Regions from separate parts of the Homo sapiens genome. Here region 2 is linked to region 1. Evidence: chromatin loops called from intact Hi-C (ENCODE). Cell type or tissue: PC-3. All regions are shown on one strand. Region 1 overlaps LOC105376815 (a long non-coding RNA gene). Region 2 overlaps IFFO2 (intermediate filament family orphan 2).

Evidence for each region. A loop is a pair of places that touch in the nucleus more often than their neighbours do. Peaks named below come from ENCODE experiments on the same cell type or tissue, not always from the same donor. Only the 100,000 strongest peaks of a DNase experiment are listed, where the experiment ranks them.
Region 2: a loop joins it to region 1, with 4 times the contacts of the local background. A loop is called at or near these places in 12 of 110 quality-filtered maps.

The regions. Positions count from the first base shown.
Region 1 is chr1:19,009,993-19,014,992 of GRCh38, forward strand. The region is part of intron 1 of LOC105376815 (a long non-coding RNA gene); the gene reads right to left. Among named protein-coding and RNA genes, the nearest start is that of IFFO2, 56 kb to the left of the region's middle. RefSeq lists enhancers at 665-1,864, 1,280-1,339, 1,939-2,850. In PC-3, a CTCF peak has its summit at 2,509 (motif pointing right); DNase peaks (open chromatin) are centred at 79, 699 and 1,279; H3K4me3 peaks cover 1,507 bases; H3K27ac peaks cover 3,121 bases.
Region 2 is chr1:18,919,815-18,924,814 of GRCh38, forward strand. It overlaps IFFO2 (intermediate filament family orphan 2), which reads right to left. Exons shown (of 9, transcript NM_001136265.2): 2 at 1,247-1,307. Among named protein-coding and RNA genes, the nearest start is that of ALDH4A1, 20 kb to the left of the region's middle. RefSeq lists an enhancer at 2,524-3,104. In PC-3, a CTCF peak has its summit at 1,878; a DNase peak (open chromatin) is centred at 2,667; H3K4me3 peaks cover 1,025 bases; H3K27ac peaks cover 3,137 bases.

The DNA.
Region 1 (5,000 bases):
CTGGTGACGACTGGCTACCAAGGTGGGATGTCACCCTCCCAGCTATTCCCATCATTTGTCCTGGCGGGCGCCAAGAATTCCTGAGGTCACCTCAAGGCCCCTTCCTGCATTCCTAGCGTTCTTGTCACAGGGCTCTCCTTTCTGACCCCACATGTGAACCTCCGCTGCAGGCTGGGCTCACAGGCAAATGCATCACACCGTGGTGACTGGGGCAGGAGAGTGGGATCAGTGATGCCCTGCCTGTTCTGGATGTGAGACCTTGGCAGATTCCTTTGCCTGTCTGAGCCTCAGCTTCTCCATCTCTGAGAGGGGCGGGTAATAATCGGACCTCCCAAGGTGTTTGTAAGGAGCATTCAGGGTGCATGGAAGTGGCTGGGCCTTCTGTATCTCTCACTGCCAGCAATCAAAACATGGCCCAGGACTGTCTGATGGGTCAGCCAGCGGGACTGGGCAGCACACGAGCATCCATTTGTATGAGCAGCTCGCAGGGACAGGGGTCACTTGGAAGGAGAGGAGGGAAATGGGATTGGGCCCGGTGTGTGCCACATGAAGAGGTGGCTCTTGGGAGACCCAGGCAGGGGCTGGGCAGTGCTGCCCAGGGAGGAATATTTGCCCCAAATCTGCAGAGAACACACCTCCATGGCCCCAGGGAGGGAGGGGAGCTTCAGTAAACAGTCTCTTGGCATGAATCTCCACATTTCCACAGAGGACACCGGCCACAGTGGCCAGACCTGTTTAGTGACCTGAAGGGCAAACAGCATAGAAGAGGAGAGGGGTGGCCAAAAGAAAGGAGGAGTGGGCAGGGGTCGGTGGTGGTTGTGGCTGGGGTTTGTGAGCACTCAGGACACACTCGACTCTCAGACCTAACCAGGTAAGGTTTTGCAGAAGCCAGACATGTAGGAGAGCATCTGGCAACCAGATCCACTGAAATTGGGTGGGTGCTATTAACGCAACCCGTTTATAAGTACAGGCTGGGGATGGCTGGAGAGACGGGCACCGCATAGAGGAGGCACACACCAGGAGGAGATGGCAAGGGCTCCAGACACGCAGCCACCAGAGCCCGCGTCCAGCCGAGGCTGGGCGCCCTGCAGCCTGTGTTCAACCACTTACCCTTGTCCAGACCTAGATACAGGGCAAAAAGGCATGCCTATGGGAGCCCCAGTAAAGTCCTTATAAAGTGAAGACTTCTTGGTGAGTCAGCCCGAGCCAGGCGGGCCCAGCTCATTCATTGCGAAAGTATTTTCTTTTCAGTGCTTTTCTGCAAAGCCTTTCACTGCCGCGGAGGTGAAGTCATCGGCTGGTAAACGCTCTGCCTTGCGGTAAATTTCCTCTGAACTTTCTGCTTCTGTTTAACTCGCCAAACCTCAAGGCGAGCTGGCAGTCAGAGTCGTGCAAAGGTCACTGGGCTGAGTTGGAGGCCTGGGTTTAAATCCCAGCCCAGCCTCTTTCTAGTTTCGGGATCTTGATGGATGTAAGTCACATCTTTGGGCTTTAGTTTCTCTGTGTCTAAAATGAAGTCACTACTATCAAAAGTATCCTAAAGAAATACAATGCTACGCACTCATGTAATCAAAAATATTTACTGAGTTCTTAGTGAGTGTTAAGTACCATGCCAGAAAATGGAAATTATGGTAAGGAAACACACATACACACACATATGCACATGTACACACATATGCACATATGCACATACATACACACACACACATACACATATACAAGCATGTATATGCGACGTGTATACATACATTAGCACAGACACACACACATGCTTTCCTGATTCTTGCCCTCAGACGTTTCATATTCTGGTGGGAAAGACAGACGTGAATCAAATGATCCCATCAGTGAATATTAAAATACAGCTGTGATTAGTGCGGAGCTCTCTGGTGCTCTAAGAGCTTGCAATGGGGGCTTGAGCCAGTCTGAGGTGAGCAGGGGTGGGACAGGGAAGACTTCCCAGGGCACAAACAGAGTGGGAGATGGGAAAGACGACCAGCCATCACCCAGGCAGAGAGAAGGGGCAAGCAGAGCCCCTGCAGAACCGTGGCTTATCCCAGGCCAGGAAGGTCAGCTTACCAGGGGCAGAGCAGTGAGGGGCCAGGAGGACTGCGGACATAGGAAAGATGGGAAGATGACTGAGCTGGCAGCCCTGAGGGCAGCTTCCTGCTCCGATATCCCAGACCAGCAGCTCCCAGTGTGATCAAGTGGCTTTGCAGCAAACGTTATGAAACATCAATGGATTAAACTTAATTTGGGGCTAGATGAGACACTATCATATACCTACACAAAGAGCAGTGGGTACCGAAAAACTGATCACTGAAAATATTCTACCCATCAGTTTTATTTTTCTGTTATTTGAAAAACAATACCATGGTTGGGTTTGAGTTAACAGTAAACTTCAGCCCAACACACAGAACAACAGTTTCCCATGGGAGGCCTCCCTGAGCCCAGCTAAACTCAGCACTTGCCTTTCCAGGAAACGGCATCCGTGAGGCCACCAGGGGGTAGCCTAGGAGGGGCAGTGGAATTCCTGGACGACTGCTGAAAAGCAAATCACACACTGGCGATGGTGCCTACCCTTTTGTTCCAGAAGTAGAAGAAAATTCAGGTCCGCGATCCAGACAATATTTGTCTTACAAATATGCTAAATAATGACTTTTTTTTTTTGAGACACAGTTTCGCTCTCGTTGCCCAGACTCTTGTTGCCAATGGCGCAATCTCGGCTCACTACAACCTCCGCCTCCCAGGTTCAAGCGATTCTCCTGCCTCAGCCTCCTAGTAGCTGGGATTACAGGCATCTGCCACCACACCTGGCTACTTTTTTTGTATTTTTAGTAGAGACGTGGTTTCACTATGTTGGCCAGGCTTGTCTTGAGCTCCTGACCTCAGGTGATCCACCTGCCTCGGCCTCCCAAAGTGCTAGGATTACAGGCATGAGCCACCACGCCCAGCCAATAATGACCTCTTATTGGGTGGTCCCTGACTAGTAGCCATCTGTCATCCTGACCCAATAGTGAGCACCAAGAAAACTGAGGCTATGTCACCACTGTATCCCCAGCCTGGTTGGTGTTTGGCACAGAGGGCCACTCCGAAAATACATAAGGAAAGGAAAATAGGAAAAGGGAGGGGATGGTGCTTGTCATATGGAACTCTGGGAAGTATCATGTCACCGCTTAAACTGCTACATCAACTTTTACGAATATTAGATATTGAACTACCTAAAGTTTGTATTGCTTTCTTTAAGATCATAGTAGGTTTAGGGATGAGTGATTTAGATAACTCAGGTCTCTCTCTATATAAAAAGTTGATCTACAGGCCAGGCACGGTGGTTCACACCTGTAATCCCAGCACTTTGGGAGGCTGAGGCAGGCAGATCACAAGGTCAAGAGATCAAGACCATCCCGGCCAACATGGTGAAACCCCGTCTCTACTAAAAATACAAAAATTAGCTGGATGTGGTGGCACGCGCCTGTAATCCCAGCTACTCCCGAGGCTGAGGCAGAAGAATCACTTGAACCTGGGAGGCGGAGCTTACAGTGAGCTGAGATGCCACCACTGCACTCCAGCCTGGCGACAGAGCAAGATTCTGTCTCAAAAAAAAAAATAACAAAAAGTTGATCTATAAGGGTGGAGATGAAGACATTTCCCCTTCCTCGATATATTTTTCTTGCAACAACCATCATCATCCAAGATCATTCCTTGGGAACAAAGGGATGGAAGAAGGAAGGAAAAGGAAAAGCAAAAAGCAATTCCTCAAGCATCTCTGGCACCCGCTCTGTGCCCAGCCCTGTGCTAAGCCCAGGTTATCCAGGGAATGGCCAGTGGGGCATTCTAGGTACCAGATAATAATTAAACACAACAGACATGGGTTCCCATACCAGGGCTCCATCCGCAACGTAAGCAGGAAAAGATTCCAAGCCATGCACATGATTCACAAATGACCCTTGGACATGGGCAGGGACAGGCAGCTGACCTCTAGAGACAGATGACCTGCCTTCCAATCCCGGCTCTGTTGCTTTCTTGTTTGAGCAAGTTCCCGCTCTGCTCAGAGCCTGGGTTTTCTTGGCTATCAAATGGGACCACCAAGTGTTGGTAGGGCTGTGTGAGCAATGAGTGGGATGAGCTGTATAAAGACCTCAGCACCAAGTACAGCTCTCACGGGTGGAGAGATTAATTTCAGCTGGGGCAACTGGGATGGTTTTTCGGGTGGGATTGACATGTCACTAGAATCAGGGCGGGACTGAACAGGCGAGGCACAGGGCAGGGGAGGGCGGCTGCACACCCACAGTGAGGGCTCTCTGTGCACAGGTAAGTCTGGTTTGTCGTTGATGATGGTAGCGGAGGTGACTACGCCCTTTGAAAAGTGATTTATTTTTAAAATGAGGGCTGACCACAGACTAAGCCACTTCATGCTCTGTTACCACCTGCCTCGGTTTATTCAAACTTCAGTCAAGCTTTGGGTTCAATAAAAGTCACCAGGAAATAACTGCCTCGCGCTTCATAGGAAACCCATTAAAAAAATTCATGCACCATTAAGGACCGGTGAGAGGAAGCCAAACTCAGGCCTTCACTGAGCTGCAACTACTGGCCCAAGATTGCCCTCTGAGCAGGGACTCAAAGGGTAGATAGATGCGGGAGATTTCGGGTCTCTATGTTAATTTGTTTGCAGCAAGAGGGAGGGAAGAGCACAGATGGACAGGTAACAGACAGAGGGCTGCGGCTCAGACCCCCGCCATCTTTGCCTGGTGCTTAGGATGAATGAAATATGCCAAAAGGAGCACAGATATCACCATCTGGAAGCTTTGACCAGCAACCTTTCTGTTCCACGATGAAAATAAATTTGACTACAGCTGTCAAGAGACTTTTTAAAGTTCATGCCCTTTGGCCCAGTCCTCTTCCCTATTTGAAGGCTTCTTCCTAAGAAGTCATTTGTAGGCCGGGCTCGGTAACTCACATATGTAATCCCAGCACTCTGCGAGGCAGAGGTGGAAGGATCGCTT
Region 2 (5,000 bases), 90 kb before region 1:
CTCTGGGGATAGGAGGGTCTGGACACCTGAGTCCAGAGCCCTAGGCACCCGATGTCCACCCCAGCTGGGCACCTGCAGCCAGGGAAGGGGCACCAAGGACCTCATCCCAGCCTGACTTCCCACTGAACACTGTTGACTGCTTAAAACACTTTTCAAAGCGTTATCTATTACGTGGGAAAATCCATGGAAGGTATTAAAAGAGCAGGTTAATTAACAAGCAATCCTATTACGTTAAAAATATGAGATCAATCCGTGTGAAACTGCCAGTATTGGGCCATCTCTGCTTTCAAAAATGACAATGTCATGTGTGTCGACCTAACATGCGTCTGAAGAGCGTGGGTGTGTGTCCACACAGACAAGATCGGAAGGTCACACGCCAGTTTTTCAACTGTGGAAGGAGGAACTGGAAATAATTTTTATTTTTGGGCTTTTCTATAGTTTCCACATATTTGACGATGAACCCGTTAAATTTATAAAGAAAAAAGCCCTTTCATTATAAAAGAAAGGGAGATATTCAACCTTTTCCTTCTACGCATTGACAATTATCTTAATCTGTCTCTAACTGTCTTAGACGACAAATGCTTTCAGTATCAGAACGCAATTTCTAGACATTTTTGGAAGAACTTTTCATGCCTTCTCATGGGGTTGCTACTCTTGCTCCCACTTGTCAGAGAGGAAAATAGAGGCTGAGAAGATGAAGTTTGCTGCCCAGGTTACACCGCAGGTGGGGGAGTTGCAGAGCCCAGAATGCAGAGATTCCAGCTAGAGCAGCAAGGGGAATGTTCCCAAATGCCCACCACAGAGAGCCTGCTCAGGCTGGGAGCCCACCTGCGACGTGCCCACCTGCCCTCTCCAAGGCCTTCAGCCCCAACCGAGGGCACCCTTCTTGCTTGGGGGCTTACAAACCACCTAGTCCAAGCCTCAGGTGGGGAGACAGTGACGGGTGAGAAGGGTCGCTGGTCCCAGGTCATACAGCAGCTGGGACTTGCACCCCGGGACCTGGACCCAGGCTTCTCAACCCCTGCATCAGAGCTCTTGTGCAACACTGTGCTGGTCCATTCCTAGCTTCCAAGCAGAGGAAGTGGAAGGGATCTCTTGGCTCCATAAAGGAGAGACTGAGGTGGTAGGAGGTAACAGAGTAGGGGCTGTGCAAGAATTTCCTGGCTTTGCCGCATGAAGACTGTGCCCCTTGGCCACATGGCTCTCTGGCGTGCCTCTCCTGGTCGGGATATCGGAGGGCTCTTACCTCCTGCAGCGTGTCCACCATGGTCTGAAGGTTCATGCGCTTGGCGAGCTCCTCCTCCCACCTGCAAAAGCCAAGAGGAACAGGTGGTCAGAAGGTGAGTTCCCTGTGCCAGTCCAGCCCTCAGACACAACCCCAACACCCACCCAGGGACTATCTTGAGCTGGGCAAGGAAGGTGCATTGGGGCATCCATCCCTGCCTGCCCTCTGGGAGCTCCCAGCCTAGGGGAGGTGGTGTGAGAGGACAGCCAGGCTGACATATAACCAGAGTATCAGGTGGTGGTGACAAGTGCCACGTTAAGGTATGAGCCCAGCACTTCGTGAAGACAGAGGTGGGAGGGACCACCACCCTGCCTGCATGCAAACTGTAAAGTGCTGTGCAAGCACTGCTGCTCCTGTTGTTGCTGCAAGATGCAGTAGCAAAGCCAGTCCTTAGGAGCCAGGCTGCAGCCAGCTCCACTCTCAGGCTGTTCTTTGCACCCACAAGAAACAAACTTTTATTGTGCTAAGCATTGCGATGCCCGACAGCCTACCCAAACCAACACAGATCTCTCCTACGTAGGTGTTATCATTCCATTTTACAGAAGTGGAAACTGAGGCTCGGAGAGGTTAAATAAACATCTAACCCAAAGACACACAGCGAGTCAGCAGGTGGGGCTGTTTTATTACATTGAAACAAAACTCAATAAATACAGTTCCCACTGATTTAGCGTTTACTATGTGCCAAGCCCTGTTGTTCCAAGGGCTTCCACACCACTACTTTGACACGAGTACTGCCCGAAGCTGAATAGGAAACGCGGGCGGGAGGGGAGAAGGCAAAGGAGGGTTCAGTGGACCCCCGCCCTTAACTGCAGGAAGGGGTGGGAGCAGTTCCCTGGGACTGGATGATATTACCAATTCCAGAACCACCTTCACTGGGACTTACTTTGTACCAGGCACTGTTCTACATGAAGTTAATTCAATCCTCGTAACAACCTATGACGTAGGCACCGTCATTATCCCCAGGTGCAGAAAGCAAGGCCCAGAGGCACAAGCTGAACCCAAGGCCAGGGTGAGATAGTGTGGAACTAGGACTGAAACCCAGGTGGGGACGCTCCAGACTGGTTGCTCAGAATCCCCTTGCGGAGCTCCTCATAGACCCAGGAACTGTCAAAGCCTAAAGGCCCTAACCCAGCTCCTCCAACAGAGTTCCTCCCTCCCTGGAGGAAGCTGGGGGCAGGTTCTTTCCCTCCTCGGATGTCTGTCCATCCTGGGACAGACAGAGGAGTTTCTTTCCTTCCTCACCCCACTGCTACCCTCCCTACATGGCCTCGGAGCAGGGCAGTCTGGAACCCTTTTAGGATGCTGTCAGGGCCAGCTAAAAATAGGCCAGAGGGGAGGGAGGGGTGGAGAGCCGGTTACGTCACCGGCTTTTGGAAACAAGAGAAAACGGATACTGTTTGCACACACAGAGGAAAATTCCTCCTCTCTCCCACAGGAGACAGCCCAGCCAGGGCTCCTGGAGGACACACACTCTCTCCCTCTCCCCCTTTTCTCCAGCCTTTCCCAGCCCCAGCATTAGCTGTTAGGCTGAGATCTGCGTGGGCTCCCGGGCCCGGACCTGGAGGGCAAGGGGCTGGGATTCCTTCCAGGGCTGGAGGGCACAGAGAAAGCTAAGAGGGGGCAGGGAGGGAACCTAAGGGCCTAATCCAGCCAGGACCATCTCACTGAACCTCCCCTCATTGTACAGATGGGGCAACTGAAGCCGAGTGGTCAAGCCATTTGCCCACATCACCCAGTATATCAGGAGCAAGGCTAGGAGTCCGGTCCCAGGCCACCTCTCACCGAGAAGAGCAGGCCCCATGTTGGGGACAGGAATCACAATGGGGGGAAAGTTCCCAGGCCACCCCATCCCTGCCCAGGAGCACAGGGCATCTGGGGCTTCTCTGGGGGGTAAAGGCTGGAGCACAGGTCCCGAGCTGAATCATCTCTCCTGGCCACACGGCTCAGAGCGGGGAAGGCGACTCAATTCCAAAGCCGCTGAGCAGGGCAGGTGCAAGGGCGAGCCCCGGCAAGCCTCTGGCTGCAGCCTGGAGTCTAGAGCGAACCTGCTAACACATCTTGCAGCAAGAGCAGGAGTAGCAAAGAAGGGCACAAAAAATAAAGAATGGCATGGCTCCTCCCTTGGACGCAGGCACCCAGGGGCACCTCCCCGACACTCCCCATTCCCCAGAGGGGCCCTTGGGAATGAGGCCCAGCACCCCTCACTTCTCCTTTGAGCAACCATCTCATGAGGAAGGCGAGGCAGGGGCCAATAGAACCCTTGTACAGACGGAGAAAACGAGGACCAGAGAGGGAATGAGACTTGCCCCAAATCCACCCAAGGTGACAGCAGGAGCCCAGATCTTTGGCTTTCCAGACACAATAACAGCAACAGCACCAGCAACCATTAACTGGGGGGTACGTTCTGGGCCCCACACACCCGGCTCACTGCCTTGGACACACACATCACTGGCTTGAATGTGAATTATTAACCCTCTTGGGGAAAGAATTTCTAACTAAGCCCATCTTGCAGATGAGGGAGCTGAGGTTCAAAGAGGTAAAGTAACTTGTCTAAGGTCACAGAGCTAGCAAGCAGGGAGCTGGGACTCAAAGCTAGTCCAGTCTCTAAAGCAGCGTGTCTCAGCCTAGAATGTGCATACCAATCACCTGGGCATCTTATTAACATGCAGAAGCTGGTTCCGCAGGCGAGGGCTGGGGCAGACAGCTCCCCAGTGATGCTGGGCTACAGATGGCACTGAGTGGCCAGGCTCTGAAGACCACACAACCCAGCCCCTCCACCTCACCTCTCCCTTCCTGCCCCGAGTTCTGCACCCTCCCAACCCCACATCTCAATCGTGTTTCCTGACTGCACATACCACACCCCCAGGATGAGCTTGCACAAATGATTTCACGGGCTTTTTATTTCCAAAGCCAGACGGGGGAGGCAGCCGGCTGGCCTGCTCCCAGGAGGTTGAGGACAGACCCCGCATGTGGACAGCAGCTGGCTTGACTGAAGAGCCTGTCGCCCGCCCTGACATCCCTCCCGGCGGTGGTGGAGAAAACCTGGCTCCGCCAGCTCCAGTGTTGACAATGCAGAAAAGCTCTGTCCTTGGATCGTTCTGAGGACTGGCATGAAGGGCCAGGTGGGCGATGTGTTTCTTACGGCACTCCAGACACCTGTATTCCCTGCCCACCCACCCAGAGCCAGGGAGCACTCAGCTTAACTGAGAACTGGTGAACCAAGTTGCTGGCACAGAGATTTCAACACCAGCTTCCCAAGCACAACCCTCCCTCTTCCCTGGGTCTGCCCACAAGAGTAAGGTTTCAGTGGGGAGGGTGTTTCAGGCAGAGGGACCAACAGAAACAAAGAGGGCAGCAGGAAGGGACAGGCCAGGCGCTGTCTGCCACCAAGAGGCGGGTGCACCTACTTTGGATCAGCGGTTTGCAGACATCGTTTCCTTTCAGCCTGCACCATCCCCTCTCCCAGCCCCAGCCCATGGCTGAGCAAACGACTTGCCCAAAGACTGCCTAGGAAGTGGCAGCGCCTGGATTCGAACCCAGGTCTGACAGAATCCTACGCCCGGGCCCTTTAAGGCTGAAAGGGGAAGGAAGGCTGGAGTGAACATAAAGAGATCACTTTTGGGGCACAAAGGCCATTTTCCTCGAGTCTCCCTCAGCAGTCCAGGAGCTGTTCTGTTGGCTGGGGAGGGGTCCTTTCTGGTCTTTTGAAGACTCC